2 separate regions of the Homo sapiens genome follow, and region 2 is linked to region 1. Evidence: read pairs that join two places in POLR2A ChIA-PET (ENCODE). Cell type or tissue: PC-9. All regions are shown on one strand. Links, peaks and the distances in the headings refer to the core of each region. The heading gives the core; the rest is flanking DNA. Region 1 holds the start of LOC105374904 (a long non-coding RNA gene). Region 2 overlaps LYRM4 (LYR motif containing 4).

Region 1 (16,825 bases), core at 5,319-13,318:
GCCTGGACTACCGCCCACGTGTTCTGATGCCCAGGCCAGGACACCTCCTATGGCCAATGTCATTTCATTTCAGTGATTCTCCATCAGATTTTGACCTGATATCATTTCATTTCAGTGATTCCCCATCAGATTTTTTACACCCCTTTGGCAGCTATTCTGCTGCTTCAGAGTCTTCTTGTAATGCATTTCCTACGTAATGAAAGAGGTGTCACTGGGTGTCACAACCACGAAAAGAGTGAATAGAAAAGAAGGAGTTTGGGAAACTTCAGTGTGAATGATGACCATTGCCCCTTGTTTTTGTGCCCCCCAACTTCCTACCTGGAAGTCCTAATCTCCAGTACCTCAGAAGGTGACCTTGGAAATAGGGTCACTGCAGGCGTAATTAGTTTAAATGAGGTCACACTAGAGTAGAGTAAGTGCCTAATGGGATATGACTGGTGTCCTTATAAAAGGGAAATTTGGACACAGAACACACACAGGGAGAATGCCATGTGAAGATGAAGGCAAAGGCCAAGCGCAGTGGCTCACGCCTGTGATCCCAACACTCTGGGAGGCTGAGGTGTAGGAAGATCTTGAGCACAGGAGTTGGAGTCCGGCCTGGGCACCATGGCAAAACCCTGTCTCTACCAAAAAAAAAGAAAAAAAATCAGCTGGGCATAGTGACATGCACTTGTAGTCCCAGCCACTTGGGAGGCTGAGGTGGAAGGATGGCTTGAGCCTGCGAGGTCAAGGCTTCATTGAGCTATGATAGCATCACTGCACACCAGCCTGGGAGACAGAGTTGAGACCCTGTCTCAAAAAAAAAAAAAAAAAAAAAAAATAGGCTGGGCGTGGTGGCTCATACCTGTAATCCCAGCACTTTGGGAGGCTGAGATGGGAGGATTGCCTGAGCCCAGGAGTTCAAGACCAGCCTGGGCAACATGGTGAGACCCCGTCTCTAAAAATAAAAATAATAAAAATAAAAATAAATAAAATAAAAAGATAAACACAGAGATTGAGAGGATGCTTCCACAAGTCATAGGACACCAAAGATTGCTGGCAAACCACCAGAAGCTGAGAAAAAGTGATGGAACAGGTTCTCCCCCACAGCCTTTGAAAAGAAGTGTTGAATTCAATAAGCAGGAGGCTGTTGGCCTGAGGCTGTCTCTAAGAGTTCCCACACAACAAGCCACAACCTAACTTAATAGTACATTTTTGTAACAAATAGGTTTCAGCCAATCAGCAGCAGCCAACAAATCACACCATGCATTCTCCCTGTGTGTGTTCTGTGTCCAAATTTCCCTTATTATAAGGACACCAGTAATATCCCATAAGGCAAATGCCTAGTTATAGCCAATCAGGTGATTTGTCTACTTTGCCTCCCCATCTTTGGCCTATAAAAGCTCTCTGTTCACAAGGCTAGGTGGGGTTCTCTGAACCTCTTCTTTTTCAGATGGCTGCCCTATTCATGAATCATTCTTTGGTCATGTAAACTCTGCTAAATTTAATGTGTCTGAAGTTTTCCTTTTAGTAGAAGCAACTCTGCTAACACCTTTATTTTGGACTTACAGTCTCTAGAACTTTGAGTTGATAAACTTCTGTTAAGCCCCCCAGTCTATGAATTTGTAATGCAGTCTGACATTTGCAATGCACTAGCAAAGTAATGCACTCTTCTCATTCCATGCTCTTCTCCGAGAGCACTTCAGTGGTTGCCCATGGTATTGCTTTCTTCAGCTATTCTCTCACCCAAATGTTTAACACCTTTCTAAAATATTTCTTTTTAGTACTGGTAACAGGCAAAAGACGTTAAGGAAAAAATAAATACTCCATTTAATTTTAAGACTTAAAATTAAGTTTAGTTTTAGTTTACTTTCTTTTTTTTGACACTGAAAATGCAAATACTCTTTCTGAAACAATGTATTTGACAAATTTTCTCAGCGATTTTATTGGTGTCCTGCTGTCGAGGAGAATAACCTAGGGTCATTTATTCCTCAGTCCAGTCCCAGAGTTTCTATGGCCTGGGAAATTTGTGTCAAACTCTGCCTATAACAGAGACTGTGCTCCTTTCCCTCCCTCCCTCCCTCCCTCCCTTCCTCCCTTCCTCCTTCCCTCCCTTCCTTTTTTCACAGAGTTTCTCTCTTGTTGCCCAGGCTGGAGTGCAATGGCACAATCTCAGCTCACCCCAACCTCCACCTCCTGGGTTCAAGTGATTCTCCTGCCTCAGTCTCCCAAATAGCTGGGATTACAGGCATGTGCCACCACGCCCACCTAATTTTTGTATTTTTAGTAGAGATGGGGTTTCTCCATGTTGGTCAGGCTGGTCTCAAACTCCCGACCTCAGGTGATCTGCCCGCCTCGGCCTCCCAAAGTGTTGGGATTACAAGCGTGAGCCACCGCGCCTGGCCAGAATGTGCTCTTTTCCTTCAGCCTAAGTATTCCGCACATTTGGGAGCCCTGTCCAAAGGGCTGCCACGGCACCACGGTGGCTGCTTCTGTGGAGCAGCTGCTGAGGCATCCTACTTCTCCTTTGGGTCTTTTGAGGTCCACCCTTTGTTTGTGTCTTTGGTCAGTGCTGACCATGCAGAAGCCACGTCAGAGAGAGCCTGGCTACCCCGAGGGGTGGTGCTGGCTTGTGACCACCACACTCTTAAGGGTTATCCTCAGCTTTCTAGGACCTGAAGCATAATGTTGTCCACTCACCCAGAACTCTTCCAGCTGCGCAGCTTTTGCTAACAAAACTTTTCAGGGAAGGATCATCAGCCTGCATGTCAAGAGCTGCGTATCTTCCCAGGGACTGGGGAACCCATGTTCCCAGCACCAGTGCTGCTTAGTGAGGGGGGAGTCAGAATAGAGGGAGCTGAACCCCAGGACCACAGCTGCCCCTCGAAACCATGAAGTCCTCAGGAGGCTTGCTGAATTGAAGCTGCCATACCCCATGCAGACGGCCTCCATCTGTTGCCAAAGCTCTTTCAGACAGGTTCAAATACAGTTAATTCAGCTACACCTTTCCCTAGATTAACTGTAGAGTTAACTATATGAAATTGCCATATTTGTGGGTCAAAAACAGTCCAATATTACAACTTCATGTAGTTCCACCTAGTAGTTTTCTTTTAAAACTTTCTTTTTTTTATTTTTTTTTGAGATGGGTTATACTCTGTCACCCAGGCTAGGATGCCATGGCGAGATCAGGGCTCAATGTAGCCTCGACCTCCTAGGCTTAAGTGATCCTTCCACCTGAGCCTCACAAGGTGCTGGGATTACAAGCATGAGCCACTATGCTCAGCCGCTTTTAAAATTTTCTTTTTCTTTTTTTTTGAAACAGAGTCTCACTCTGTTGCCCAGGCTGGAGTGCAGTGGCACGATCTTGGCTCACTGCAACCTCTGTGTCCCAGGTTCAAGTGATTCTCATGTATCAGGCTCCCTAGCAGCTGGGATTACAGGCACACACCACCATGCCTGGCTAATTTCTGTATTTTTAGTAGACATGGGGTTTTGCCGTGTTGGCCAGGCTGATCTCGATCTCCTGACATCAACTGATCTGCCCACCTCAGCCTCCCAAAGTGCTGGGATTACACGCGTGAGCCACCATGCTCGGCTCTTTTTCAATTTTCAATTTTCAATTTTAAACTTCTAAAAAGCAAAAGGTTGCAAAAACAGTGTTAAGAGGTCCCATGCACTCATCACTCAGCTTCTGCAATGGTGACATCTTATGTAGTATTATATGCTGATCAAAACCAGGAAATTGGTATTGGCATCATACAGCTAATTAGTTTACAGATCTTGCAATGAACTGGTTTACAGGCTTTGCTTAGATTTTTACCAGCCTAATGGCTTTTGGGGGCTACCTCCTAGTGACTTCCACACTGACACTAAACAATCTTTTACAGTCTATTTATTTTACAGATAACAGATCACTTATTTTGTTTTTAAGTTTTTGCAAATATTATGTTCTCAAGATAAAAATTCAAATGATATAATTTTGTATAAAATAGAACACGAGAGCTTCCCTCCTCTCTTTTCTCTCTCTCTGTAGAAGTAGCTACCATTGGAAAGCTGATGTAAATCTATCTTTGCTTTTTCCTATGGATACACACACACAAATACATATGCAATTTCTTTTACAAAAACAATCATATTTTATAAACGTTCTCTTAATATGTTATGAACAAATTAATTGCAATAGTACCACGATTTTTGTTTATTACCATTTTCTTTTATTTGTTTCACTGAGTGAAAGATCAAGTTCTGAGAGTGATTTACTCTGCCCTGGCAAGTGAGTCTTGAGTGCTCTCCTTTAATCCGGCCTCCACGCTGCAGATGACAGTGTCTTCCTGGCAGGATATTCTGTCTCTTTGTCATTTCAGATTCCCAAATTGATTGCATCATTCTCCACCAGAGCCCGAATTTCTGCTATGACCTCTGCAGCTTCTGGGCTGCTCTGCTCCACTCCACTCACTCACTCTCTCCATCGCGGTCAGCCAGGTTTGCTGACCCATCTATGAGCTTCTTTGAAACTCAGCACATTTATGATTTAGGATTTCTCATCTGTCAGACCTGCATCTCTCCCAAGATTGTTTAACTTGGGACACGGTTATTAAATCTCTGTGGACTTCTGTTTTCTCATCCGTAAAAGGATCACCTACAGGGCTACAGGCTCTAGAGCAGGGGGAGGCACAGTTTTTCTGTAAAGGTCCAGGGAAGCAGGCCAGGTGCAGTGGCTCACACCTGTAATCCCAGTACTTTAGGAGGCCGAGGCAAGAGGATCACTTGAGACCAGGGGTTTGGGGCCAGCCTGGGTAATATAGTGAGATCCCATTTCTACTTAAAGAAAAAAAATTAAAAGGTCCAGGGAAGCAAACACTTTAGACTTTGCCAGCCATATGGTTTTTGTTGCAGCCAATCAGCTCTGTCATCGTGGTGCAAGAGTAGCCACACACGATAGGTAAATAAATAGACAGGGCCGCATTCCAACAAAACTTTACATGTGGACACTGAAATCTGAATTTCATATTGTTTTAACGCACCACAAATTCTTCTTCTTTTTCTCAACTGTTTAAAAATGTAAAGAATGTTTTTGACTCACAGGTGGTACAAAAACAAAGGTGGTGGGCAGGACTTAGCCCATGGGCTGTAATTTGCCAACCCCCTGGTCTAGGAGGAAGCACCTAGGCTTTGGGGTCAGATAAACTAGGATTTCAGTAGCTTTTGTTATCTATCTTTTGTCACCTGCTAACTGTGTGACCTTGAGCAGGTTATATAAGCCTCTTAAACTTCAGATCTGGAAGGGTTGCTATAAGCATTAGAGATAACCTATGTAAAGTCTGTGACACGCAGAGGGCACTCAGTAAGTGCGAGTTCCTTTTCCACGTGCTTGAGGATATTTCCAAGACTAGAATTCAGTAACCCAGAGCACAAAGTCCATTTCCATTGTAAAGCGTTTTGGGGTGAAGATGACTGAGAGGTGTGTTACACTGGTTTAAACATACTCTGCAGATTCTTTGGCTTAATTGCAAGTGTACACATGTGTGCATAGAGATTTTATGTTTACGCACAGATCCCATGCCCCTCCATGGCGACAGGGAGCAAGTGACCTCTCACAAGGGGTCCTGAATTTTAGATTGTACAGGAGATGCCTCCAATTTAGTAATTTCTTACTCTTTTATAACTTTATAGCAATTTGTGGCATGCTTCTTAAATCAAGAAGTTTCAACAAAATAAAAAAAATCAATATGCATTATATATTCTATAAAAGAGACACTTCAGTAACTCAAAAAGTCTATGTTCTTCAAGTGCCCCGCCACAAAGGGTTATAGCCCTTGGATGAAGCATCTTTCTAGTCCTCTTCTGAACTTACCCACTTTCCTGTTCAGACAGGCCCCATGCTGGGACATTTCAACCCACTGTAGAATTTAAAGTGACTTACATGTTGTCGTAGTCCATTTTGTGCGGCTATAACAGAATGCCTGAGACTCAGTAATTTATAAAGAAGAGACATTTATTTCTCAGTTCTGGAGGCTGGGAAGTCCAAGATCAAGGCTCCAGCATCTGGCAAGGGCTGCTCTCTGCTGCCAAGATGGCACTTGCTGTGTCCTCTGGAGGAGAGGGACCTGTGTCCTCACATAGCAGAAGAGCAGGAAGGAATGAACCCACTACTGAAAGCCCATTTTGAAAGGGAACTAATTCATTCATGAGGGCAGAGCCCTTGTGACCTGAAGATCTCTTCAGAGGCTCCACCTCCCAACACTGCTGCATTGGGGATTAAGTTTCCCACGTATGAATTTTGGGAAACACATTCATAACATAGCACATATATTATTTCATTCGACACCTAGAACTGGTTTTATTAGTATCTTTTTGTGTGATGGAACAGGCTCAGAGAGGTTAAAATGATTACCAACAGCACACAGCTGTAGGAGGAACTAGAATGCAGACCCTGGATTCCTGGTCTAGTCCTCTGGCCAATGTGTGGCCTTCTTCCAACACCACTTCTAAATATTATATTTGGTCCATTTCACCTCTTTATTATCTAGTTTTTGAAGATATGGTCTGTATCTTTTTTGTATTACATGAGAGATTCTAGACAGTTTTACCTAATGCAGTTTTCAACAAATACAGACACTCCTCTACTTACGATGAGGTTATGTCTGGATAAGCTCATCCTAAGTTGAAAATATTGTACCTTTTGTTTTGTTGTTTTCTGAGACAGGGTCTGGCTCTGTTGCCCAGGCTGGAGTGCAGTGGCATGATCTTGGCTCACTGCAGCCTCCACCTCCCAGGCTCAAGTGATACTCCCACCTCAGCCTCCTGAATAGCTGGCACTATAGGCATGCACCACCATACCTGGCTAAGTTTTATCTTTTTTTGTAGAGACAGGGTTTCACTATGTTGTCCAAACTGGTCTTAAACTCCTAAGCTCAAGTGACCTGCCTCAGCCTCCCGAAGTGCTGGGGTTACAGGCGTGAGCCAGTGTGGCCGGCGAAAATATTGAACCTTTGACTTATGGTATTTTCAATTTAGGATGGGGATATCAGACATATCCCCATATGCTGAGATGTGTAGAGAATACCTACTGCTTTTGCACCATTGTAAAGGAAAAAAAATCGTAAGTGGAACTGTTGCAAGTCAGGAACTGGCTGTAGTCATTTCTTCATTCACATATTCAGCAGCTGTGCTCAAGTCATTGCCCTTCAGTTAGTCATTTGTAAGCATTTGCTGGGTGCTTCTGTGAGCTCAGGGAAGAGATCACAAATGCTGTGGAGGATATGCAGGAGGTTTTCCAATGTAGCTGGTTTTCCAACATGAGGCAAGAGCCTCAGCCTTAGACAGACTCAGGCCCAGGTCTCAAAGCTGGTTAAACTCAGGTCTAAAGTTCCTTAATCTCTACAGGTCTTGTTTCCTCACCTGTAAAGTGGAGAAATGAATATCTACTTCATAATAATGTTGTAAGAACACAAGTGCTTGGTTTACAAACAGTGCTGATGAAATAGTAGCTATTATCAATCATAAGCAATGAATACCGTATTAGGCAGGATAGAGTAGGTTGCACGGGGTTCCCCAGCTCAGTGTCTTACCACGTTATCCCTCATATATTGATGCCCTACGACCATTGTGGATGCGCTGAGGCTCCGCTCCAAGTCATCTTCCCTTGGGACTCATGCTGACTGAAAGGTTGTATCTGGAACACCAGAGAGAAGCTGAGGACAGAGAGAGCTTGGCAGAGCCCACACCGGCTGTTAGAGCCCAGGGTGACCTGCGTTACTTCTCCTCACCTTTCGTGGGCCAAAGCAAGTCACATGGCCAAGCCTGACAGGACTGGGAAGAGAAAATAGAATTCTCTCCTGGCAGAGGCAGTGAATATTTTGGAACACTGTTACAGTTTACCACAATATAATATATGCAAAATAACCTGTAGAGACTACCAGAAAGTGTGGTACAGAAGAGACATGCAAATATGGAATCAACAGTAACACTGAGTGGGCTTTTAGACTTAATTGCTTCCAGAACAAACAATTCTTTTTTTTTAATTAAACATTTTTTTTTGACTGGGCATGGTGGCTCATGCCTATAATCCCAGCACTTTGGGAGGCCGAGGGGGAGGATCCCTTGAGTCCAGGAGTTCAAGACCAGCATGGGCAAGATGGCGAGATCCCATCTCTATTTTTTTCTAATTAAATAATAATAATAATAATAATAAATAAATTCATTTTTTTGAGACAGAGTCTTGCCCTATCACCCAGGTGGGAGTGCAGTGGTTTGATCATAGGTCACTGCAGCCTCTAACTCCTGAGTTCAAGTGATCCTTCCACCTCAGGCTCCCAGGTAGCTGGGACTGCAGGCATGAAGCACCGTGCCCAGCTAAGTTTTTAACTTTTTTTCTAGAGATGGGGTCTCACTATGTTGCCCAAGCTTGTCTTGAACTCCTGGCCTCAAGCAATACCCCCACCTTGGCCTCCCAAAGTGTTGGGATTACAGGCGTTAGCCACCATGCCCAGCTGAGAACAAATGATTCTTTAAGAATTTTCTGAGAAAGGCTTGTCATGCTCACTCTCTTGTCAGGCTTATATAAAATCAAAGATTACTGTACATGCACTCCAACAGTTGTGAAATACAGAGTTCCAGGACAGCCAAGCTTCTGTTTATCTTCCTCAAGGCTTTCTGAGGCAATCATCAATCAAGTTAAATAACTTCTTGTCATTCAACCTAGGTTTTTAAAATGCATTTGGAGAAATCAATAGCATTTTGGAGACTCATTAATTTGAATGTGAGGGCACACACACACACACACACACACACAGACACACACACACAGTTGTCAATCTTTTGGATCCTGTATCAGTCAGGTCTTTTAGTTACAAACAACAGAATCCATGCTAGGAAAAAAAAAAATCTAGTAATAGCAACTAAGTAGCTCAGAAAATTTCCAGGAGAGCTTTGTTCTTAAAAACAATAGCTGAACTACATTGATCACATTGCCAGATTGTTCCAGTAGAATACTGACTGCTGCCAACACTGGGTGTGAGGCATTGCTGTGAGAACCTCTGCCAAGTTACCCTTGAAAGGTAGACATCTCCCTTCCTTGTGCTCTGCCACCTTGCCAGAATGGATCCTGGGTGACTTCCTCTGTTTTTGAAAAAACATCTCTTTTATTATTTTTTTTATTATTTTTTTTGAGATTGACTCTCGCTCTGTCGCCCGAGCTGGAGTGCCTTGGCACAATCTCGCCTCACTGCAACCTCCGCCTCCCGGGTTCAAGTGATTCTCCTATCTCGCCCTCCTGAGTAGCTGGGACTACAGGTGTGTGCCACCACACCCGGCTGATTTTTTTTAATTTTTAGTAGAGACGGGGTTTTACCGTGTTAGCCAGGATGGTCTCAATCTCCTGACCTTGTGATCTGCCCGCCTCGGCCTCCCAAAGTGCTGGGATTACAGGCGTGAGCCACTGCGCCCGGCTCTTTTATTTTTAAAAATAATCTTCTCCAGGTCAAAATCACATGCATTCACCACCTTAACCAAGTGATCAAATTTAGCATCTCCAAAATGAGAAAATTTGATATAGCATGTGTCATAATGTGATCCATTATGACATACGCAGCATCACCTGTGACATTCTTTTATCAGAAGGCACTAATATCTGGTGGACTTTATTTTTTTGATGATAGCAGCTATGGATAATCATTGCCTAGACCCATTAATTCCTTGGAAGTTACAAAATGGTGATATTGTAATTGTGCCATTTCTTTTAAAACAAAACCTTTTTATTTTATTTTATTTTATTTTTTTTAGAGACAGGGTCTTGCTGTCACCCATGCTAGAGCACAGTGGTGCAATCATAGCTTACTGTAGCCTCAATATTTTGGGCTCAAGAGATCTTTCCACCTCAGCCTTCTGAGTAGCTGAAACTACAGGTGAGTGCCACCATGCCTGGCTAATTAAAATTTTTTTTTTAGTAGAGATGAGGTCTTGCTATGTGGCTCAGGTTGGTCTCAAACTCCTGAGCTCAAGCAATCCTTCTGCCTCAGCCTTCCAAAGTGCTGAGATTACAGGCATGAGCCACTGTGCCCAGCCTATTTAAATTTTTTTTTTTTTGGAAATTGGAATAGTTTAATAAGGACACTCTTCCCCTTAGCTATTTTTAATTACAGGTTGGTCAGGCTATAATAGAAAGGCAAGATAAATGTTTGGTTCTTTCCCTTTATTAGTTCTTAAATTCATGAAAATTGGTTCTCTAGCACCCTATCATCCTTTAAAGGTGGCCAATTCATTTTTTTAAAAAAGAAAATCAATATGACTTCATGCATTAAAACATATTTGAGCTTCAGTCAATTGTAGTTCTTTTTTCTTTCTTTCTTTCCTTTTTTTTTTTTTTTTTTCTTTTTTTGAGACAAGAGTCTTGCTCTGTCACCCAGGCTGGAGTATAGTGGCATGATCTCGGCTCACTACAACTTCCTCCTCCTAGGTTCAAGTGATTCTCCTGCCTCGGCCTCCCAAGTAGCTGGGATTACAGGCAAGCACCACCATGCCCGGCTACTTTTCTTATATTTTTAGTAGAGACAGCGTTTTGCCATGTTGGCCAGGCTGGTCTCGAACTCCTGACCTCAAGTGATCCACCTGCCTTCGCCTCCCAAAGTGCTGGAATTACAGGTGTGAGCCACCGTGCCCAGCCCCAGTTGTAGTTCATTTTTGAGGCTCAAATTGTTCTATCTTTTTCTAGTGGAAACCACTTTAATTTGGTTCTTGAGTTCTTTTGACATGACTTTTGTGGTCTTTATTTTTTGTTTGTTTGTTTTTTGAGATGGAGTCTCACTCTGTTGCCAGGCTGGAGTAAAGTGGCGCGATTTTGGCTCACTGCAACCTCTGCCTCTGGGTTCAAGTGATCCTCTTGCCTCAGCCTCCCAAGTAGCTGGGACTACAGGCCCGTGCCACCACGCCCAGCTAATTTTTTGTATTTTTAGTAGAGATGGGGTTTCACCATCTCAGCCAGGATGGTCTTGATCTCTTGACCTCATGGTCTGCTTGCCTCAGCTTCCCAAAGTGCTGGGATTACACGCGTGAGCCACCGTGCTTGGCCTGTGGTCTTTATTTTTAAGAATTATTTTTATTTAAAAAATATTTTTTAGAGACAGGGTCTTGCTCTGTCCCCAGGTTGGAGTGCAGTGGCATGGTCAGAGCTTACTGCATCCTTGACCTCCTGATCTCAAGGGATCTTCCCACCTCAGCCTCCCAAGTAGCTGGGACTACAGGCGTGTGTCACCATGCCCAGCTAATTTTTTTGTTTGTTTTGAGACAGGGTCTCACTCTGTCGCCCTGGCTGGAGTACAGTGGTGCGATCTCTGCTCACTGCAACCTCTGCCTCCCAGGTTCAAGCAATTCTCATGCCTCAGCCTCTCCAGTAGCTGGGACTACATGAGCACACCACCATTTCCAGCTAATTTTTGCATTTTTTAGCAGAGATGGAGTTTCAGCTTGTTGACCAGGTTGGTCTCGAACTCCTGACCTCAGGTGATCTGCCCACCTAATTTTTAATTTTTTTGTAGAGATGGTGTCTTACCATGTTGCTCAAGCTGATGTTGAACTCCTGGGCTGAAGCAATCCTCTTGCCTGGGCCTCCCACACTGCTGGGATTACAGGCATTAGCCACTGCACCCAGCTCTTGGTGGTCTTTAATGGTTTCCTCACTATCTGGTATGACAAGAAGTTTCAGGCTGATGGATCTGTATATGTGTATACGTACATGTGTATATGTGTGCATATATACACAATTATATCTATTTTAAGGTAAAAGATTAAACAACACATGCATTTATACTGGTATTTCCAATTCAGATCTAGATTAGGTGTTTAACTTTTGCCTTTTCTGTGTTAAATCTATGCATCTTTTCTTTTGTACTGAAAATCTTGGTCCTCAAAAATACATGGGGGCTGGGGGCAGTGGATCACCGCTGTAACCTCAGCACTTTGGGAGGCCAAGGAAGGCAGATCACTGAATGAGGTCAGGCATTTGAGACCAGCCTGGTAAAAATGGTGAAACCCTGTCTCTACCAAAGATATAAAAATTAGCTGGGCATGGTGCATGCTTGTATCCCAGCTACTTGGGAGGCTGAGGCAGGAGGATTGCTTGAACCCACAAGGCAGAGGTTGCAGTAAGCCAAGACTGAGCCACTGCACTCCAGCCTGGGTGACAGAGCAAGACTTTGTCTCAAAAAAAAAAAATTATATATATACAGGAGATTATATAATTAGAACATCCTATAGTTAATTACTCATTTACTTTATCTTGTAGTGAGCACACAATAGTCTCAGACTACCAATATGAATGCTACCACCATGAGTAGAATTACTGTGAGCAGTTAAATATTATTTCTTCACGTGGTCTCCCTATTTTCCCCATAGTCATACTACATCAATTTTGCCTGAGCATGTAGTCACTGCATGCTGTACTCTGTCCCCTTTATTTATTTATTTATTTATTTATTTATTTATTTATTTATTTATTTTATTTTTTGAGACGGAGTCTCACTTTGTCACCCAGGCAGGAGTGTAGTGGTGTGATCTTGGCTCACTGCAGCCTCCACCTCCTGGGTTCAAGCGATTCTCCTGCTTCAGCTTCCCAAGTAACTGGGACTACAGGCGTGTGCCACCACACCTGGCTAATTTTTGTATTTTTAGTAGAGACGGGGTTTCTCCACGTTGGTTAGGCTGGTCTCGAACTCCCAACCTCAGGTGATCTGCCCACCTCGGCCTCCCAAAGTGCTGGGATTACAGGCGTGAGCCACCACGCCTGGCCTCATATCCTATTTATTTTTCTTTATCTTTGACTTTGTGTGTGTGTGTGTGTTTGTGTGAGATAGGGCTTGCTCTGTCACCCAGGCTGGAGTGCAGTGGCATGAACACGTCTCATTGCAGCCAACCTCCTGGGCTCAAGTGATCCTCCTGCCCTAGCCTCCTCATGCAGTTGGGACCACAGGCACATGCTACCATGTCTGGCTAATTTTTAAATTATTTTGTAGAGATGGGGTTTCCCCATGTTGCCCAGGCTGGTCTCAAACCCCTGGACTGCAGTGATCCTCTCATTTTGGTCTCCCCAAATGCTGGGATTACAGGCATGAGCCACTGCACTCAGCCTTATTTTGATTTTTAAAATGTCTTTTTATTTCCTATTTCCTTTAAGGCATTATTGACTGTATTTATTCATTCTAGTTTTTCTTCATTTTTGAAATGATGTTATCTTTGATATACAATTAACTTACCGAGTTGTATCACCTCATTTCTAAGTTTTTCCTAGTTTTAATTTATGTTGTTCTTTTATGTCTTATAGCCTTTAAAAATGTATTTCAGTTTTTTTTTTCAACTAGAAAGTGATATTTTTGATATTTTCTTTGGGCATGTCTTTTAGTAGATTTTCATTATCTATATAGATGTTTTTCAGCTTCTTATTCTTTTTTTTCTTATAATAACTTCGGATGGGATTTGATCTTTTTTTTCTGCTTACTTTTAAAATTAAGGCTAGGTTCGGTGGCTCACGCCTGTAATCCCAGCATTTTGGGAGGCCAGGAGTTCGAGGCCAGACTGGCCAACATGGTGAAACCCAACTCTACTAAAAATACAAATATTAGCCGGGTGAGGTGGCGGGCACCTGTAATCCCAGCTACTCGGGAGGCTGAGGCAGGAGAATCGCTTGAACCTGGGAGGTGGAGGTTGCAGTGAGCTGAGATTGTGCCACTGCACTCCAGCCTGGGCAACAGAGTGGGACTCTGTCTCAAAGAAAAAAAAAAAAGAAAATAAATAAATAAATAAATAAAATTAAGTCTCTTGACCTTTTAGAAGGAGGCATGGTTAAGAGTACTCTTTCTAATTTTATCTCCTGCCGAGCATGGTGGCAGGCACCTGTAATCCCAGGTACTCTGGAGGCTAAGGTGGAAGGATTAAGGCCCAGGAGTTCAAGACCAGCCTGGGCAATGCAGTGAGACTCTGCCTCAATTAAAAAAAACAAATTAGACTGGGAGCAGTGGCTCATGCCTGCAATCCCAGCACTCTGGGAGGCCGATATGAGAGGATCTCTTGAGCCCAGGAGTCTGAGGTTGCAATGAGCTATAATTGTACCACTTCACTCTAGCCTGGGTGACACAGTGAGACCCAGTCTCTAGAGAAAAAAAATTAATTAAAAGAAATTTTATCTTTGGCTCTTTTCTTTTTTTTTTTTTTTTCCTGAGGAGTCTCGCTTTGTTGCCCAGGCTGGAGTACAGTGGCACGATCTCGGCTCACTTCAACCTCACCTCCGGGTTCAGGCAATTCTCCTGCCTCAGCCTCCCGAGTAGCTGAGATTACAGGCATCCACCACTGCGCCCGACTAATTTTTGTATTTTTAGTAGAGACAGTGTTTTGCCGTGTTGGCCAGGCTGGTTTTGAACTCCCAACCTTGTGATCTGCCCTCCTTGGCCTCCCAAAGTGCTGGGATTACAGGCATGGGCCACCGCGCCCGGCCTTTCGGCTATTTTCATGCAGCAATTAAAAATATGTTAGTTTCGTTTCTCAAGATTTCCTGACTCTCTTCTTTCTCACTTTTAACTGGACTCTTTCCTCTGTCCCTGCCTACCTTTTTAAAAAAAATTCCACTCCCAGAAGTGTCTCAGTGGGGGGGTTCTGTTCTGAAAGGGAGCCTGACTTGCTGGTTTCTAGAATTCACAGGAGCTGGATTTCTGCAGACCCATTGATCCTTACTGAAAGCCTCTTATACTCACCTACTCGGCGAAAGCCCTTCCAGTTCAGCTGCTGTTCGCAGATGGCCTCACTGAGCTCTCTGTTAAATACCATGGCTACTTTCAGGTTCTCCAATTTTCAGACCCACTGGAACACCCTTTTGTGTTGCTCTGCTTCCTCCCACAGAGACGATGCAGCTTATGTGACTACTGGTGCTGTATCCTCATGAGCTTGTATTTTGGGGTCTGTGGGGAAAATGTTGTGACCTAATTTTGTTGTAATTGTCCATGGTAACTTGGTTTTGCTTTCTAGTTGCTTTATCTGTTTCGTTTGTTTGTGGGAATTCAGAGAGATTAACAAACTGTGCCCCTGCCTCCATCGTCTCCACATTTCTCTCTCTATATTATTCCTGTTTGGAACTTTTTGTAACACAACTGGAAAAATAAGGCATGCAGGTGTATCTGATTGGTTGAGGTTAAAACGCATGTTTTTGCCGTAGTTGCAGAGGAAGGAGGCTGGCTTCCACCTTGGGAAAGTGGGGCTCATAGATTTGGAAGTGCCCTAACGTGGAAGGATATTGAAAATGCAAGGCATATATCCACTATGGATCTATCTGCCCAGGCTTGGTTTTTGCACACATAAGCCAGGTTGATGCCTTTGCAGTGTCATTTGAAGGGCCTCAAAGTTTCCAACTGCCTAAAATATTTGTCCTAATAACTTCCCAGAGATGAGAGACAATAGAGTGACTCCTAGGATAAAGATATTGTCTATTAAAGATTCCACATTTCATTTTATTAATGAAATTATGATATTTAGGAGGTTAGGTTGGTTTATCTCATCAGAGGACTGGGAAACCAGTTAAATGTTCATCTCATAAACTGGCCTTTGTGACAACTGGTTTTTGGATTGACTTGAGCCTCATAAATTAGCTATGTGTATACACAGAACTTTTGACTCTAGAGATTAACAGAAGCACCTTGAGTTGACTCTTGCACCGTACACATCTTGAATATTTCTATGGACTGAGGACAAACCAGGCTGCCTCTCTTAGGACCCTGCATATTGTAGTTCTGGTCATCTTCCTTGCTTGTGCTAGTACTGCAGTTCAATTGATTTTGACCCTTCCTTGGCGTATCCCAACATGTTTAGCTTCCCCACTGGCCTGCCACAGGAGTCCTAACATGCTTTGGATAAACTCTTACAGCTTATCAATCAAGACTTTTAGGAAAATACATTTAAGATCTGTATTTATCTGCCAGTTAACTAAAGCACACAAGGTTTCTTCAATCCTTTCATCACAATGGCCTAAGTTGCACAGGGATTCAATAAGCATCCTAGGGATGAAATCAACAAGTTTTCGATGTACAACATCTATCTAATCCCTTTCAGTAAATGGACCACTCATTTCTGCACCAGCCAAGGTTTCCTGGTAGAACATGTTATTTATAGCACCACATACATGTGCCTCCCAGTACCATGTGGGCAATGCAACATGATGAAAGCAAGTTCATTCCTGGGGGAGAGAGGCTTCCTTTAACATTGCCTTGTTTCCTGTTTTGCTGCTATATTTACAAAAAGTGTCCAAAGCATGTCATTTTATGAGTGCCTAGTCTGAAAATGTTTTTCACCAAGACAAGCCAGGATTACCACTGACTGTCTTCTAAGGAGCTGTTGCTTCCCTGCAGTGGAGATCACTATTGCTTCTGAGAGCAGATGGAGCTGAGCAGTGGATGCAAAATCCTACCAGCTATTGAGCTCCTACTATATGAGTCAGGTTCATTGTATACACATGCTTATCATTTAATTCTCCCTAGAACATCACGAAACAAGTACTGTTAGCTTCACTTTACAGGGGAGCACTTTAAAGCCTGGAGAAATGAAACTGTCTGAGCTCACAAACCTGGCAAGTGACAGAAGCGAAATTCAAATCCAGCTCTGCCTGATTCCTAAGTCCAGGCTCTAAATGGCTACATGACCCTGGGCCTCAGAGCTGAAAGGCAGGGCCAGCTTCATGGGCAATGCCCTGGTTCCTGCACTTAGAACATCTCGGTGTTTGGTTTAAGGCTGTACTATCACAGTCTTGAAATTCTTTTTCGTTGTTGTTGAGACGGGGTTTCATCATGTTGCCCAGGCTGGTCTCAAACTCCTG
Region 2 (16,825 bases), core at 4,405-12,404, 1.8 Mb after region 1:
GGATCTCTGGATCAGAGCCCAGCTACTAATAACCCAAATAAACAGGGACTTCCTGTCCATGAAGAGTACACCATTAAGAAACATCGAGCTCAGCATTGTTTGTGTGTGAAATGCCTCCTTCTTGACAGGAGAAGAAGGAAGGTGAATTCTACTTGTGATTCAGAATGTAAGAACATTCATCGGACAGGGGTTTTATCGTTTATGTTGCGTGCCCAGCACCACATGAAGTGCTATTATGGATATAAAAGGAGTTGCTGTTAAAAAGGCAAAATAAGATGAAACGAATTGAAAAATAGAGGCTTTTATGAAAAGTAAATACATTATGGTGTACTTATTAGTGTTACAGGAATTAATAGGCGAAGAGGGAAGGCAGTGAAGAGTGTGGAGGAATTAGTCTGTTTCTGTGTATTTGTGTAGGCATAGAACAAGACATTTTCTGGTATAAGACTATTAATGGTGATTATCTTTGGGGAGGGTGACCAGAGGGATAAGAGAGAAGGAAAATTAAGCTTTTAACTTTATGCCCTTCTGTGCTTTTAAAAATTTTATCCCTTGCGTATATTACTCTGACAACAAAAAGACTAATGTAAGGTTTTTGTTTTAATTAAAGTATTTGAACTTACGGGAAAAAGGTATCTACACCAACTGAACAAAATGCCTCAAGCCTCATGATGGGTTGGGTCAGGTGATGAGAGTACAGCTGATCATTCAGGCAACAGGAACTTCTGGAAGCCAGTGATCAAAGCAGGCATTGGGCTGGGCCGGCAGCTCTCACCTATAAAACCAGCATCTTGGGAGGCTGAGGCAGGAGGATGGTTTGAACTCAGGAGTTCAAGACTGATTTGGTTTGAATGGCTTTTTGGTTTTGACAAGTTTCAGGTGTATATACGTGTTGTTTGTTTCTCTCCCTTGAATATAACAACTTATATCGAAGGAAAAGAATCAAACACTCTGAATAATTCAACTTTCATTCATTCACATACAAATGGTCCCAGTTCATCCAAGCGAGCTTTTGAAAAAGAATATTTCATTCCTCCTTGATTTTAAGCAACTTATCACTTTCCTCCTGTCTCCAAAAGTAACCATGTGAAACCCAGACCAATAATTTGTTTCATCTGTGCTTAAGTCTCACCTGATGTGGTGATGATAATATACATCCCAACGTGGGTTATTTTGGGGATAAAATGACTCGGTTTTTTCTCTCTTCTACTCTTGGACCGATATCCTAGAACAAATAGGACAAGTAGGAAAAGGCTTCAATACAATAATGTTGTCTGCTCTCTTTCTACCCTGCCCCCAAAATCAACAGTCAGTAGAATACCTTGAAAACAAATGAAGAATAACTGCATGATCTATTCAGCTTAAACAGTGGGCTGGAGTATCACGTGACAGGGCTTTCTAAAATGATTGTCAAACACTCAGCTCTCCGCTGTTTATGTCATGATATGGCCATGTCAGGTAACTTCTGTGCTTTCTTAAATGAAACCTTTAAATACTTGATGTGGTTTTTAAAAGTTTTTCTATGAACGGCTTTCAAAACTACCACAGTCTATTTGTAGTGATAGTTACTGTAATGTGTTTCTTAAAAAATTTTAAGTTTTTAATGCATTACCAAAGCTGAGGTAAATACAAACACAGAACAGCATATTCTTCAGGTTAGCTCTTCACGGCACTTGCTATTCTCATGTGTCCGAATTTATTTTTATTGAAATATGTGTTATAATTACAGTTTTATATAAGTTTATAATTTTAAAAAAAACACTAAAATTATCCATCTAGCCATTCAGTATACTCGTTTGCTTAAATAATCTAAATTTCTTCCATAATTCGTAGTTTCATTTGAGAATTTTTTAGTGAATTATATGTGAAGCTCAATCACAGTACCATATTTTCTAAAAAAGAAACTAAAAGGATATAAACTTGCATTTGTGGCCGGGCGCGGTGGCTCACGCCTGTAATTCCAGCACTTTGGGAGGCCGAGGCAGGTAGATCACCTGAGGTCAGGAATTCGAGACCACTCTAGCCACCACGGTGAAACCCCGTCTCTAGTATAATTACAAAAATCTGCTGGGTGTGGTGGTATGCACCTCTAGTCCCAGCTACTCGGGAGGCTGAGGCAGGAGAATCATTTGAACCTGGGAGGTGGAGGCTGCAGTGAGCCGAGATCGCGCCACTGCACTCCAGCCTGGGCAACAGAGTGAGATTCTGTCTCAAAAAAAAAAAATTAAAAATAGGAAAAAAAAATAAACTTGCATTTGTTACAAGTTTCTTGGGAAATTGGGTTATGTCATATCTAAAAATGAATCTCCTGGAATTCAGTAATTGCATCTACTGATTAGTTTAGCATTGACACAAAACTAGAGAAAAACAAATTAGAACAAGGACAGTTGTGTAACTAATCTGCAAAAACTGAAGGAACACTTAAAGCTGCTGTGCCTTTTTTATGATATTGCATTACAGTTCTTTGAAAAATAAACACAGATATACACTTGTGTCCACGCTAGAGCAATTGACAAATTGCTATAACAGGTAGGAACAATAAGTGATCATTTGAATGGGAAATTAAGGCAAACTGATTGAAACTGGGAATATGGTGTAACTTTTATTTCTCCATTTTCTCAACTAGTAACAAAGAAAATGTTTCTAATTGTATGCTTACAAAGAATTCAGCATGATAGGAGGAAAGATATAATATTCAAAAGTACTGCATTAAAATGTTTAATTTACAATTTTGAAAGCTTCTGTAGAACATAATAACTTTTTTTTTTCTCTTGGCACTAGTAAATTTTTTTTTTTTTTTTTTTTGAGACACAGTCTCACTCTGTCGCCCAGGCTAGAGTGTGGTGGCACAATCTCGGCTCACTGCAACCTCCGCCTCCCAGGTTCAAGCGATTCTCCTGCCTCAGCCTCCTGAGTAGCTGGGATCACAGGTGTGTACCACCACACCCAGCTAATTTTTAAATTTTTAGTAGAGACTGGGTTTCACCGTATTGGCCAGGCTGGTCTCAAACTCCTGACCTCAAGTGATCAGCCTGCCTGGGCCTCCCAAAGTGCTGGGATTACAGGTATGAGCCGCCACACCCGGCCAATATGGATTTTTATATACTGAAGATATCATCTACCCAGAATACACATAAACAAAGGGAACATTACTGACACTCCAGAAACACCTAGAATTTTTTTGCAGTCACTATACTCCACCACCAATCAGCACTATCCTGACTTCTGAAATAGGTTGGTTTTTCTGTTTTTTCCCTTCTATAAAAGGAATCTCATACAGTGGTGCTGTCTTTATATATTATCTAGATGGAATCTGATCAGTCTTGCTCATTATTATTTGTGAGATTCATCCATATTGCTGCATGTAGATGTGGACAGTTCATCCTCAGAGCTGTATGTTTTTTCATGGTTTGAATAAAGCACAATGTATTCATTCTTTTTACTATTGCTGGGCATTTGGGGGGTTTCCAGTTTTGGGCTAGTGTGAATAGTGCCAATGTGAACTTTCAGATACTTATCTTTAGTGAGCTGTCATTCTAGGAATGGAATTGCTAGATCATAGATTTTGCATATGTGTCCAGCTGTAGAAAATACTACCAAGCAGTTGTCCAAAGTGGTTATGCCAAAATGCATTCCCATCAGCAACATGTATTCTAGCTTTTCTACATCCTTTCTAATACTTGGTATTTCCTGTATTATTTTTAACAATTCTAGTGGATATGGTGGTTTTAATTTGAATTTCTCTAACGAGATGATTGCCTTTTCATGTATTTATAGATGACAGCATATTCCATGTTTATAGATTAGAATACTCAATGTTATAAAGTTGTTAATGTTCCCCAAATATATAAATTTAATGCAGTCCTAGGCTGGGCACAGTGGCTCATGCTGTAATCCCGGCACTTTGGGAGGCCGAGGATCACCAGAGATCAGGAGTTTGAGACCAGCCTAGCCAACATGGTGAAACCCAGTCTCTACTAAAAATACAAAAATTAGCCAGGCATGGTGGTGCATGCCTGTAACCTCAGCTACTCGGGAGGCTGAGGCAGGAGAATAGCTTGAACCCAGGAGGCAGAAGTTGCAGTGAGCCAAGATCGTGCCACTCTAGCCTGGGTGATAGTGAGACTCTATCTCAAAAAAAAAAAAAAAAAATTAATGCAGTCCTGGGACTAGCAAATTTTCTTTTGCAGAAACTGAGACGCTCATTCAAAAATTCACATGAAAATGCAAATGGCCAAGAACAGCCAAGGAATTCTTAAAAAAAAAAAAAAAAAGTTGGAATGCTTCTGCCACCAGATGCCAAGCCTGTTCTAAAGCTCTGGTAATGAAGGGAGTGTGGCGTTGGTGCGAGGCTAGGCAAACTGATCGGTGAAACAGAACAGCCTGCAGAAAGAAACCCACTTTTATACAGTCACCTGATTATGTCAAAGGTGGCGTGCAGTGCAGTGGGCATGGCACGGCCTTGTCAATAAATGGATTTAGCCAATGGGATTGCTATTTGAAGGGAAAGATGTCTTGACCCCTTCCTCATACCATACATGAAATGGATTGTAGATTTAAATGGGAATGGTGAAACAATGAAGTGTTGGAGGAAACAAAAAACACCTTTGTAAACTTGGAGCAGGCAAAGACTTCTTAAACAGGACACAAAAGAGTGAACCATAAAAGGAAAAAATTAATACATTGGACCATATTAAAATTATGGTATCAGAGTAACTATTATTGAGAGAATGAAAAAGTAGAATGAAAAGGAAGAAAACATATGAAAAATTTATATCCACAATATATAAAGAATCCTACAAATCGATTTTTTTAAGGCTGAAAACCAACTTTTAAAAATAGGTAAAGACTTGAATGTTCACTTTACAAAAGGCCATATCCAGATAGCCAATTAACATACAAGGATTCCATCTTTTATTGTTATCAGTTTCCCTTTCGTCTAATGAGAGAATATGTATGTAATTCAACTATTCAAATACTCTATACTAATGACGTTCTTAAAGAGTATGTTTATAAAGCATTGGCATTGTGTATGATTGCATTAAAGTACAACATCCTTTAAATATTACTGTTTAGGCTCATGATGTTTTGGTGCCATAGACATATAAACATACAGAATCTAAAGGATGCAACAGCAGGAAACACCAGATGGCTTCACAGATACTTATAACCCTTTGGAAAAAGTTTTTCCATTACCATGAAATGTGAGCAAACAGATCTCCCCTGCCACCTGCCTCCTGTCTTTCTCTTTCTCTCTCTCTCTCTCTCTCTCTCGCTCGCTCTCTGTCGCTCCATCTCTGAGCTGTAGACATCACATCCCTGACCCAGGGCCACATCAGGCTCACTGTCGAGGGTCAGTAGTGTCATCCTTCGGGAAACACTGAAGGGACATATGAGGAGCAATGATGAAGTAAGGAGGCCTCTTGTGTGCTCTGCCTGGAGACTTAGTGGGATTTTTAAAAATAAGGTAAATGAAATGGGTGTAAAATTGACACAAAGACCAAGTTAAAACATTCTGCTCTGATACATACTGATTGAAATCATCTAGCGAGCTTTAGAAACTAGCAGTGCCTGAGGCCAAGAGTGTAGCCAGGTGATTCTGCAGTGCAGGCAGGGTTGACAGCCTTGGTGGTGCTCAGTCCTCTCATAGTTAAAGCTGAAATGCCATGCTCACCCTCCTGAGCAACCCTGTTAGGCTACATGACTTGTGTTGTGGCTGGGTTGGGGAGGAGTTCTTTTTACACTTTTTTTCTGGGGGTTGTTGTAAATCCTGGGAATGAGTAACAGAAAGTGGTAAGAGTGTCTTTTCATGAAGATGCTCACAGATTTCCTAAAGAGATAGACTTCCCTCCCTTCCTAATCACCCCTTGAGAACCTCGCTGAAGATAATGGGCACCCAGTGTTATCTCAGCAGAGAGAGCTCTTGCAAACAAGAAAGGCCTAGATCGTTCATGTGTCCCTTCGTCTTTCCTTCTCCTCAGCCCTACTACACTGATCAGGAGTTCATGAGCGTAACGCAAGTATGTCAATACTGTGAAAGCACAGGGCTCCAACAGCCTCCTCCAATGAGAAATGTAGTGGTAGGAGCTGTTTTAATTTTTATTTCTTAAATGCTATTGTGAATACAGATATACTGTCATGAAAATACATCTCTGAGATATTTACATATTTCATACAGCCCTTTGCAACTGCTTTCTTCAGCAGTTAAAATCTTACTCTCCTCTTCAGTAACAAAAAAATAATAGGTATATTTTAATATTTTGTACTATACTGCTTTGATTTCATAAGTTATTCCAAATGCTAACCAGTAAGGCTGTACTCATCTAATAAACTATTTAAGGTTGTCATATGTTCAAGAAAACAGGTTATATAGAACAATTTGAAGACAATGCAATAGAAAAACTTTTAAAGATAGATCCTACTAATTTATCATTTAGCTAATAGGTTTTTGCATTTCTTATATTTTTCTGTTTCTTTACCTATCTTTTCTGCCAGCCAAAGAGCAAACAGTAAATAAAATTTTCATCTACAACCTCCAACCTGGTTCTAATTCTTAACATAGTTTTTCATTCACTAGTTCAGAATATTGTTATTTAATTTTAAAAATCTAAATTTATATATCATTAATATAAGGTGGAATATTTTCATAATTCTGTAACTTAGCAATTTCTTCTTCTAGTTTTAGATATTCCACATATGTAGTAGTATTATCAATGTAGGGTCTCAGCATTTTCCATAGTTTGGAACAAGACCATATTCTTAATTTGTCTAGTGGGAAAAGGAAAGCTGAAGTCCAGAGCAGTTAGACTGTGACTGACTTTCTATATTATTAACATAGGGTACAGAAAATGGAATGCCATTTTTCTGGTCTAAATCGTTTGCTCCCCATCACATATTTGGAGCTTTTCCATGTCTATAAATGGCCAGTTGACTTAGAGGCATAGGGAAGGAGAGCATCTCGTGGTCAGTGAAGGCCTGCAGAACCGTGCACTGAGCAGGTGCCTTTCCACCCTACCTGGTGTATTAGTTCATTTTCATAATAAAGACATGCCCAAGACTGAGTAACTTCTAAGAAAAAGAGGTTTAATGCACTCACAGTTCCACATTGCTGGGGGGGGGGTCTCATAATCATGGCAGAAGGCAAAGGAGGGAACAAAGGCACATCTCACATGGCAGCAGGCAAGAGAGCATGTGCAGGGGAACTCCTTTAAAAAACAGCCTTGGTGGTGCTCAGTCCTTTAATATCCTTTAAATCTGATATTATAAAAATATCAGATTTTGTGAGACTTAGTCACTACCACAAGAACAGCACGGAAAAGACCCGCCCCCATGATTCAATTACCTCCCACCAGGTCCCTCCCACCACACGTGGGAATTCAAGATGAGATTTGGGTGGGGAAACAGCCAAACCATATCTCTTGGGTTGAGACCCATGCCTGATGCATGATGCATCAGCCTTCTGCTCTCCACTTCTCAGCTGAGCATGTGGAGGGTCCGAGAGGCTAGTAACCAATCCAAGGGAGTTGAACCCAGGTTTACCAAACTCTGAAATTCTACCAGTTTGCTACTACTCCAGGAGCTTAGCATCCACTGGGAAGAAGGGAATGGTACACACACAAATAGACACAGCTGAAGAAAAGGGCCATTTACTGTTATGAGTTACACAAATAGCAGTCACCAAGCTAATGGAATCCAGAGAAGTAAGACCTCACTTCCGGATGGGTGGTCCTCGAACTGCTTCTGCATTGAGAAGATCAGCCGTAAGCTGAAGTTTTAAAAAGAGAAGGGATTTCAGGAAGCAAAAAACTAAAATGGAAGAAAAACATCCCAGGAAAAAGTGATGGCTTCAAATGAGAAAGGCATAGACAAGGGAAGATGAGGATGTGAGAAAATAAAGCAGATTCCAAGCCAGTGCACATGTGTCAAGAGGGCAGAGCTGTGTTTGATAGAAGCCAAAGTCAATGTTCATATGCTTTTTGAGGTTAAAGGAAGTATCAAGAACTGTGAACTGAGGAAGTCCCATAAAACTTCCCAGAATGTGATTCGAGGTAGATTGTAAAAGATAGGTATGAATTGTAAGGAAAGGTCTTGAACAGAATGTCAAGATTGAAAGACCCAAGACCTAAGGTGTGCTCGCCCAGTGGGAGGCTAGAGGACAGGTTTTCTCTGGAGAGAGGTTGAGATGGGCTTGGATAGTAGCCATGTAGGCGGTAAAGGACCACTAAAAATACTTTTGTTCAAAAGCTACTCTCAGCAGGGTCACCAGTGGCCTCTTTGTTGTAAATACAATGAATAAATTAAAATAAGTCCTTTCCATCCCTTCTTCTGCATGATCACTCTCAGCTTCTGATAATGCATTGACCAGTTTCTCTGGAAAATCCTGCTGCACTGGTTTTTGAAACACCCCTCTCTCCTGGCTTCCCTCTCACTATGACTCAGTCCCCTCCATAGCCCCTTCTAGGCTTGTCCCTTTGTCCCAGCATTGCATAATCTGGCCCTGTCCTCTACTCATCTTCATCTTCTCCTGAGTGGGGATGACACCCACATACGTGTCTGGGGCCCACCCCCCTGCCAGGACCCCATGGGGACCATCCTACCTGCCTAGTATACAGTTCCTTTGGAAGAGTACGATCGCTGCTGTCAGTCTGGCCCCCTCCAGCCCAGCTTTCTCCCAGACACAGATCTGGTCATGCCTTTCCCCGAAATCCATGGCTTTAGCATACAGTGGCATTAGAATTTCCATGATCCCACCTCCCCCATGTGGCCCAGCCGAGGTCCACCTTCAGAACCTGCCTGCATGATGAGGAGGCCAAGGTTGCCTTCTCACCCACATTTCAGTCCAATTATGAACCTTTAAAATACTCCCTCTCAAACTGCTAGGCATGTTGCCCCTGGAAATCTTTGTTTCTTCCAGATTTGACCCTCTTCCAGCCTGGCAAAGGCAATGGCTGCCACTCTAGATTTCTGCTTGACAGACATGACCTCAAGACCTGCAGACTTGACCAGGCATGGTGGCTCACACCTCTAATCCCAACACTTTGGGAGGCCAAGGTGGAAGGATTGCTTGAGGCCAGGAGTTTGAGACCAGCCTGGGCAACATAGTGGGACCCTCTACAAAAAAGTAAAACATTAGTCGGGCATGGTGGTGCATGCCTGTAGTCCCAGCTACTTGGGAGGCTGAAGTGGGAGAATCGCTTAAGCCCAAGAGTTTGAGGCTGCAGAAAGCTATTATTGCACCACTGCACTCCAGCCTGTGTGACAAAGCAAGACCCTGTCTTTAAAAAAAAAAAAAAAAAAAACGTGGAGACCAGAGAAATAAACCTGCAGACCAGAGAAATAAACCTGCCATAGCCAATTTATCTCACTCTGTGTGTGGCAAGGGCTTTGGAAAAGAATGTTATCATTAATCGTGGTTTGTGACAGTGCATTCAGTGTAAATTTTTATTGCCAAGAATACTTGCCCAAGGTTTTTCTGTTCCTGTTTGTTTATGCTTCTTGAAATACTTTGAAACACTGCTTAATTACTCTTATATCGGTATAGAGATATATGTACATATATGAAGACACATAAGTGTATATGCATGCATACTGTGAACATACATGCATGCATTCACATGCATGCATAAATGTACACACACGCACAGACATATACATTATACATTTGGGTGGTGGGAGCTATTTTTCTTCCTTTTTTTCTTTTGTTCTTTTCTTCCTTCTCTCTGATCCTGTCCCCATAGCAAACAGAGTGTGTGGCTTGTGTTGTTGTTGCCTTGGCGTTTCGGGCCAGCCCCCCTGTCAAGTCCTGCATCCTCTTTTCATTAGACCTCCTGGATGGCAGCAGGGCCTGCCGACAGTGCAGAGGCGGCTGCTGGCCGGCTGGGGTATTCTCACTGCAGTCTGCGCCTACAGGCTTGATGAAAATCCAATTCATGTTACCCTACTCTGGCTCAGGCACTGTTAAAATTGAGAGATATATTCAATTTTAAGCAAGAACAAACGAAATCTGTCTTCTAAAGAAAAGTAGGAACAGCCTCTTGTGGCATTTCTTTAAATGGACTAATATGTTGATCTCGGAGAAACTGGGAGCCATCTTTCGTGTTTTCATTATTAAGCCAGGTAAAATGAAAATCAAATCTCACTCCCAAATGCCACCTCTGGGAATTCTCTGTTGTTTCTGTTTTAAAGTAACCTACATGATTCCTTCTGTCATTAAGGCATACTGTTGAAAATGTAAGATTTCAGTCTTCTTTTTTTTTTTTTTAGTTTTAGATACTGTTTAGGTACTTCCTGTTTGCAGGGCTCATGCAAAGAACATTTCATAATGTTCACTGGTTGTGAATATCTAATTGTATGAGAAATAATTGCTGTGGATCTTACTTCACAAATAAACGACAATCCGAACCTGGCAATAACCTACCAATTATCAGAGTACTGCATCATAGTCCGTCACAGATACCTAAGTCCTTATTTATTTACATGTTTGTTTTTAAGTGAAATTATGTGTCATAAAATGTAGGCATTAAATGGTAACTTTCGCCACACTAGGTTATTCCTGATGATCTAGGGAAAATACTTTTTTGCGTTGAGTGCTTTCGCTTAGTAACTCTTATAAAGGAGCAAATATTCATATGATTGTAAGAGAACAGAAGAATGCTTTCTTCTTTCTTTTGCTAGGTTCACTAACTCACTGACCTTGTAGCTCAGTGCTGTTTATCTGACTCGAAGGGGGAAATTCTGGAAAGTGGGCTTAGCATTGCTTTATTCTTACTTACCAGGAAAAACTCAAAAGGCCAGAGGGGTGTGTGTTTATTTTTCTCTTAAAAAGGTGGAATTGGGCTAAAGCGAGAGCTTCAGGGGGGATCTTGTGACATTCCCATCATGTCTGTTGTGATTTGAAAGCTTTGCAGGTTCATGAGCAGCTGCAGAGCTGCGCCTGGGAAGTCAGGATTGCCTTGCAGTACAGATTCTCACCCGTACTCTCCTATCCATCTTTCCCCGTCACCACCCCTCCCTGAAGAAGAGCTGGGTGTTTCTGTTTCTGTTTCTGGGTTTAGCACAAAACAGATTATAGGAGATCTGGATTCGGTTGCATAAAACAAATCTGAGACAGGGCATTATTCTAATGACATCTAGAGCATGAGGCAGCTCAGCAAGGAGCCTCCGCAGGTCACCCATCCAGACTCGAAGTCCTTCAAGATGCACGGGCAGCCCCGGCCATTCCACACGTGCACCATTGCTTTGCTTTTTATTTCTTTGCCCCTCTATCCTGGCTTCTGCCCCCACCTTATTCTTTCTGCTACCAGTGGATTGGCTGCCACTGTGTTCTGGAATGCTGTGATGAGTTCAGTATAGCAAATGCACAGGCACACTCTTGCACACATACATACCATGGGTTCCTGCCCCAGCCACTCCAAAGACCTGGACCATTAGCAGGCACCTGTGGTCCCAGCACCTCTCCTAGGACCCAGGGGCTCTCCACCTGAAGCACAGTGCCTTGCTGGAAGGAGCCGCCTCTTGGCCACTCTGCAGAAAAAGGGGCTGTGAGCCTCAGCTTCATGAACGGCTGCCTTGCATGTTGAGCTTAGGCTGTATCTTTGGAACACAGTCTTCCTCTTCAGAGCTAACTTCGTTTCATCATCCTGGATTTGATAAGGGTTATTCATTCTAGCTCTTTGCCTCCTATTTTGGCAAACACTCCAGAAGACAGATGATACCATCCTATTGAAAAAATGACTGTTGAATAACAGATTATAAATCTGTGTGTTTCCTCTGGAGAACTGTGTGTGAAATGAGAACATTGGGTTTGTCCAGCCTGCCTCCAAACATATCTCAAGATGTTTCTCTCTGCCTGTTGTCCTTAGCCATAGGAGACAACTAATGTGTATTTCACAGGGAACATGTATAATACTTTGGAACATACACAATTCCGAGAGGTGTAACATACCAGAGACCTTTGCTTTTTCCTTTGCTTTGCTTAATGCCTTAAACTTTCCTAAGTGCTCCTCCGTACATTAACATGTGAGCCTTCAAAGTAGCTGGGAGAGGCTATCCATACGTTTTGCTGCCAAGAAAAACAGGCCCAACACTTTACAACAGAATAATGGCAGGACCAGTGTGAGAATCCTGGTTTTCTGGTAGGCTGGTTCCCTGACATCCTGGTTCAGCAACGTATCATCCTTAAAAGATATATAAATGTTGGCATGACTACCCAGCCTTTCCAACACCCACAGCCAGTGAAACCCAGTTACTGAAAAATGATGGAAAGTACCAGCATCAGTAATTTCCTTCTGTGTATATGATCTCAGTGGCTGAGGAATTGCCTAGTAGCCTAGTAAAGACGGACTCTGAAAACTGTCCTGTTTCTGTAGTAGTATTTATTAGTAATCCATCTCAGCCGGGCTCAGAGGCTCACACCTGTAATCCCACCACAATGGGAGGCCAAGGCAGGCAGATCACTTGAGGCCAGGAGTTCAAGACCAGCCTGGCCAACATGGTGAAACCCCCGTCTCTACTAAAAATGCAAAAATTATCCAGGCGGTGGCGCATGCCTGTAATCCCAGCTACTCAGGAGGCTGAAGCAGTAGAATTGCTTGAACCCGGGAGACAGAGTTTGCAGTGAGCCAAGATCACACCACTGCACTCCAACCTGGGCAACAGAGCAAGACTCTATCTCAAAAAAATAATAATAATAAAAGATCCGTCTCACAGTAGGCAGGGTAGGGGACTCAGTAATTCTGTACAGAAAAGAAGCAGTGCTTCTGTGTCACTCTTGCTCCGTCTATGCATCCCATCCACCATCCTGTTAGAACGGCATTGTTTATTAAAAGTCCCAGGCCTGGGGTGAGGAGACCTGAACCCTGATGCCCCCCTCTGACACTGTGTAATTTGGGTGAAGTTACTGCACCTTTGTGAATCCGCCTTTCTTTTTTATTTTTATTTATTCATTTATTTTTTGAGACGGAGTCTCGCTCTGTCGCCCAGGCTGGAGTGCAGTGGCGCGATCCCGGCTCACTGCAAGCTCCGCCTCCCGGGTTCACGCCATTCTCCTGCCTCAGCCTCCCGAGTAGCTGGGACTACAGGCGCGTGACACCACGCCCGGCTAATTCTTTTGTGTGTTTTTAGTACAGACAGGGTTTCACAGTGTTCGTCAGGATGGTCTCGATCTCCTGACCTCATGATCTGCCCACCTTGGCCTCCCAAAGTCCTGGGATTACAGGCTTGAGCCACCGCGCCCGGCCGAATCCGCCTTTCTTTTTAATCTGTATGAGGTGTTGGGTTGTCTTCTGATGTTTCCATCTGTGTCCTGTGTGATCGTAGATACTGCATGCCACTCTCTGTCCAGCACGTGATGCCCTTTGCAACCTCCTTTCTCACCCACCCTGGGGCTTGGGAGCTGGAGATGGGGGAATAGGGGTGGTCAGTGAAATATTAAAAATCAGACTCCTATAGACACAGTTTGCAGGTGTTATATGGAGTTCCTTCTACTGTTTCATTCTACTGCATTACATTTTTATGTTAACTTAATAGGCTAATATTTTATGAACTTGTAAGATTGAATATATGGAATGAAATCAATGTTTCTGATAATTACTTGATGGGGTGGGGAGTTTCAGGAGAAAGTCATTTAAAACCTCCAGACTGATATTGATTAAAATTAGTGGCTTAAAGATTTAGAATATCTAATTTATAGGGTTTTTTTCTTGGTTGACTCTATAACTTAGGTAAAAAAATGTTTCCGTAGCTTTTATGATAACATTTAGCAGGTAATTTTCTTTACTAGATGTAGGGAAGAGCCAGCAATTTACAATCAGAGCATTCCATATATCCCTGTTTAGGGCGTTTCAGGGTTTATTGCTGCAATTTAGCATTTTTATCTGGGATGTTCAACTTCTAAGGGACGGGCTCTCTGTTTGCTGTTTTAAAATTATTAGAGTCTTTCATTGTATCTGTCTGTATTCACAGCATATATGGTCATTTCATTTGAGTGTTCATGAACAGCCCTCAATATATCAGTGATTACTTTATGTGTCGAGCACCGTACAACAGTGGTTGCCAGTTCTGACTACACATCAGGATGTATTTTTGAAGACTTACAGAGGTGATTTTGTTGAGCATCACTGTTGAAAACCACAGGTTTTCCAAGAGTGTCCGTGTGTATTTCACATGGCTTTACTCGTCAGGAGGTACTGGTGATTGCCTCTTTCACAAAAGAGGAAACTGAGGCTCTGGAAGGTTCTGTGAGTTGCCCCCGGTCACACCGAACAGCAGCACTTCATCAAGTTAGTTTCCAGATGTCCAGCTTCTCTCTGCCCAGCTGGGCAGGCACAAGAGACTTGCTGTGTTATGACCTGGTGTCTTAGTTTTGTTTAAGATTAGCAAGGGCGCCAGGTGTGGTGGTTCACACTTGTAATCCCAGCACTTTTGGAGGCTGAGGTGGGCGGGTCACTTGAGGTCAGGAGTTTGACAGCAACCTGGCCACCATGGCAAAACACCATCTCTCCTAAAATATAAAAATTAGCCAGGCGTGTTGGTGCACACCTGTAATCCCAGCTACTCAGGAGGCTGAGGCAGGAGAATTGCTGGAACCCAGGAGGCGAGGCAGAGCTGAGATCACACGACTGCACTCCAGCCTGAACGACAGAACGAGACCCTCTCTCACACAAAAAAAATAATAATAAGATTACCAATGGTTCAACAGAAACAAAACCAACAGCCTAGTGTATTGTGACAGTCCTGGGACACAGAGGCAGAATTAGGTACGTACTGCCTTCATTTAAGGAACCTGCAAGCCCAGCGGCCTTAAGTATGCTACTAAGGATATAGTACTAGTTGTCACATAAATAAAATTCTAAATCCTGTCATTAAATAAGCCACCCTTATGCCTTTCTCATCTGGCAGCAAGTTTGTCAGCACAGGGCAGTGGGTAAAGAGTTGCCGTCTGCTGCGTGTTTCCATTTGCCCCGTGACCTAGCCTGGAATTCCTACCAGCCAACAACAGAGGAGGCCCAAGAGGAAGGCTTTCCCCAGAAACACGCAGTCCCATCCCCTGGAAACAGTTCCATGAGCACATTAGCTTAGCTGATTATGAGAGTAGCTAGGCATCAGCTCAGGCACTGAGTAAAGCAGACCTTTGTAATGGGGCTGAGGGAGGAAGCGTGTACAACAGAGGGGAACAGCCAGGCCGGAGACAGACACGCAGCTGGGGCTGCCTCACTTCTCCGTTTGCCTCCACCAGCCATGCCTTCTGACTGGACATTTTCACCAAAGAAGATACGATGGGGTATAGTTTTTAAAAAAATATTAGAAGGATGGCAGATTATTAAAAGCCAGCTCTCGCCCCCTATTTAATCTAGTACGTCATGCCGGCACTGGAGGTAGTACATGTGTGTCATTCATTGTTTGTGGGTGTTTCCCCGAGTGACATAGTTGTCGCTTAGTTGCCGCTTTCCTAGGAAATGCTTTTGGCATCACATACTTGCCTGCAGCTGATCAGGGAAGCAGCTTGGCAGGGCAGGAGAAACACAGAGCTGAGTCTGCCGCTCTCACTGGCGTGCTAACCATGGGCAAGCTGCTTAGCTTCTCAGCGTCATGTTGCTCCTCATCTATAGAATGAAGTTGGGTCAGTGATTTTTCTCTAAGGTCCTTTCCAGTTCCCATACTTAGTGGTTCCAGTGATACATATTGACAAGAATATGGTATCATTCTTTTATTCATTCATCAAATATGCGTGAATCACCCATGTCTGGGAGCTTGCTAGATGCTGTGAGCAATTGCAGCAGTGAATCCCACAAAGATCCTGCTTTCCTGGAGCCTGTCATCCAGCCAGGGAGACAAAATGGGGGCACACAGGATTCTCCCAGAAAGCAAAATGGGAAAAATACTGGTAGAAAAGAACAAGGAAAAACTTATCTTCTATTTGTTAAGCCTCCCTCTGTGCCCTAAAGACTCTATTTGATAATTTATGGACTTTTAATTTAATTATGACAGTAATCCGGTGAGGTGGATTTTATTATCCCACTTTATAGATAAGGAATCAAACATTCAGAGAATAAATAATCTGCCCCTAGTCATGCAGCTAGTAAATTGAGCCAGGATTTCAGAACAAGCCTTTCTGCTTTGAAAGCCCATCCCTTCTCCATTAGAACATGCTGCCTCCTGATAAAATGCTTGGCGAATTGATACAGGAGATAGCATATGCCACCGAGGGCAGGATAAGCATTTTCTGGTAGAGGAGCCGTTTGCTCAAGGACCGAGAAGTGGGTGGAATTGGCACGTGTGACTGGGGAGAGGATTTCCTGGAGGCAACAACTGTGAAGGAGTCGGGGCAAACCCAGTGAAAGGGAGATGGGCCAGGCAGAGACTTCAGAAATTATTTAAAAGGCATTTTGGAGGCCGGGTGCGGTGGCTCATGCCTGTAATCCCAGCACTGTGGGAGGCTGAGGCAGGCAGATCACGAGGTCAACAGATAGAGACCATCCTGGCCAACATGGTGAAAACCCGTCTCTACTAAAAATACAAAAAATTAGCTGGGCATGGTGGCACGCATCTGTAGTCCCAGCTACTCAGGAGGCTGAGGCAGGAGGATCCCTTGAACCCAGGAGGCGGAGGTTGCAGTGAGCCAAGATCGTGCCACTGCAATCCAGCCTAGTGACAGAGCAAGACTCCGTTGCAAAAAAAAAAAAAAAAAATTCAAAACAAACAAAAGGCATTTTGGAGCCCCTGAAGATTTGGAGTAAGAGGTTAAATAAGTAAAGGTCACTTCTAGCCATGCCATGAGAGTACTAGTGTAGACACTGATTAAATAAGCTGATAGGGGCTTGAATTG

The links. Peaks named below come from ENCODE experiments on the same cell type or tissue, not always from the same donor. Only the 100,000 strongest peaks of a DNase experiment are listed, where the experiment ranks them.
Region 2: POLR2A ChIA-PET joins it to region 1 with 9 read pairs; 1 of 35 experiments calls an interaction of 5 or more read pairs at or near these places.

The regions. Positions count from the first base shown.
Region 1 is chr6:6,985,879-7,002,703 of GRCh38, reverse strand. LOC105374904 (a long non-coding RNA gene) reads right to left here and starts at 8,608. Exons shown (of 3, transcript XR_926432.1): 1 at 8,564-8,608; 2 at 7,551-7,654; 3 at 6,879-7,380. RefSeq lists an enhancer at 1,034-1,328. In PC-9, for the core only: no CTCF peak of the experiment used is centred there; a DNase peak (open chromatin) is centred at 8,623.
Region 2 is chr6:5,150,948-5,167,772 of GRCh38, reverse strand. The region is part of intron 2 of LYRM4 (LYR motif containing 4); the gene reads left to right. All of the region lies in intron 3 of LYRM4-AS1 (LYRM4 antisense RNA 1), which reads right to left. Among named protein-coding and RNA genes, the nearest start is that of MIR3691, 11 kb to the right of the region's middle. In PC-9, for the core only: no CTCF peak of the experiment used is centred there; a DNase peak (open chromatin) is centred at 8,402; H3K27ac peaks cover 412 bases.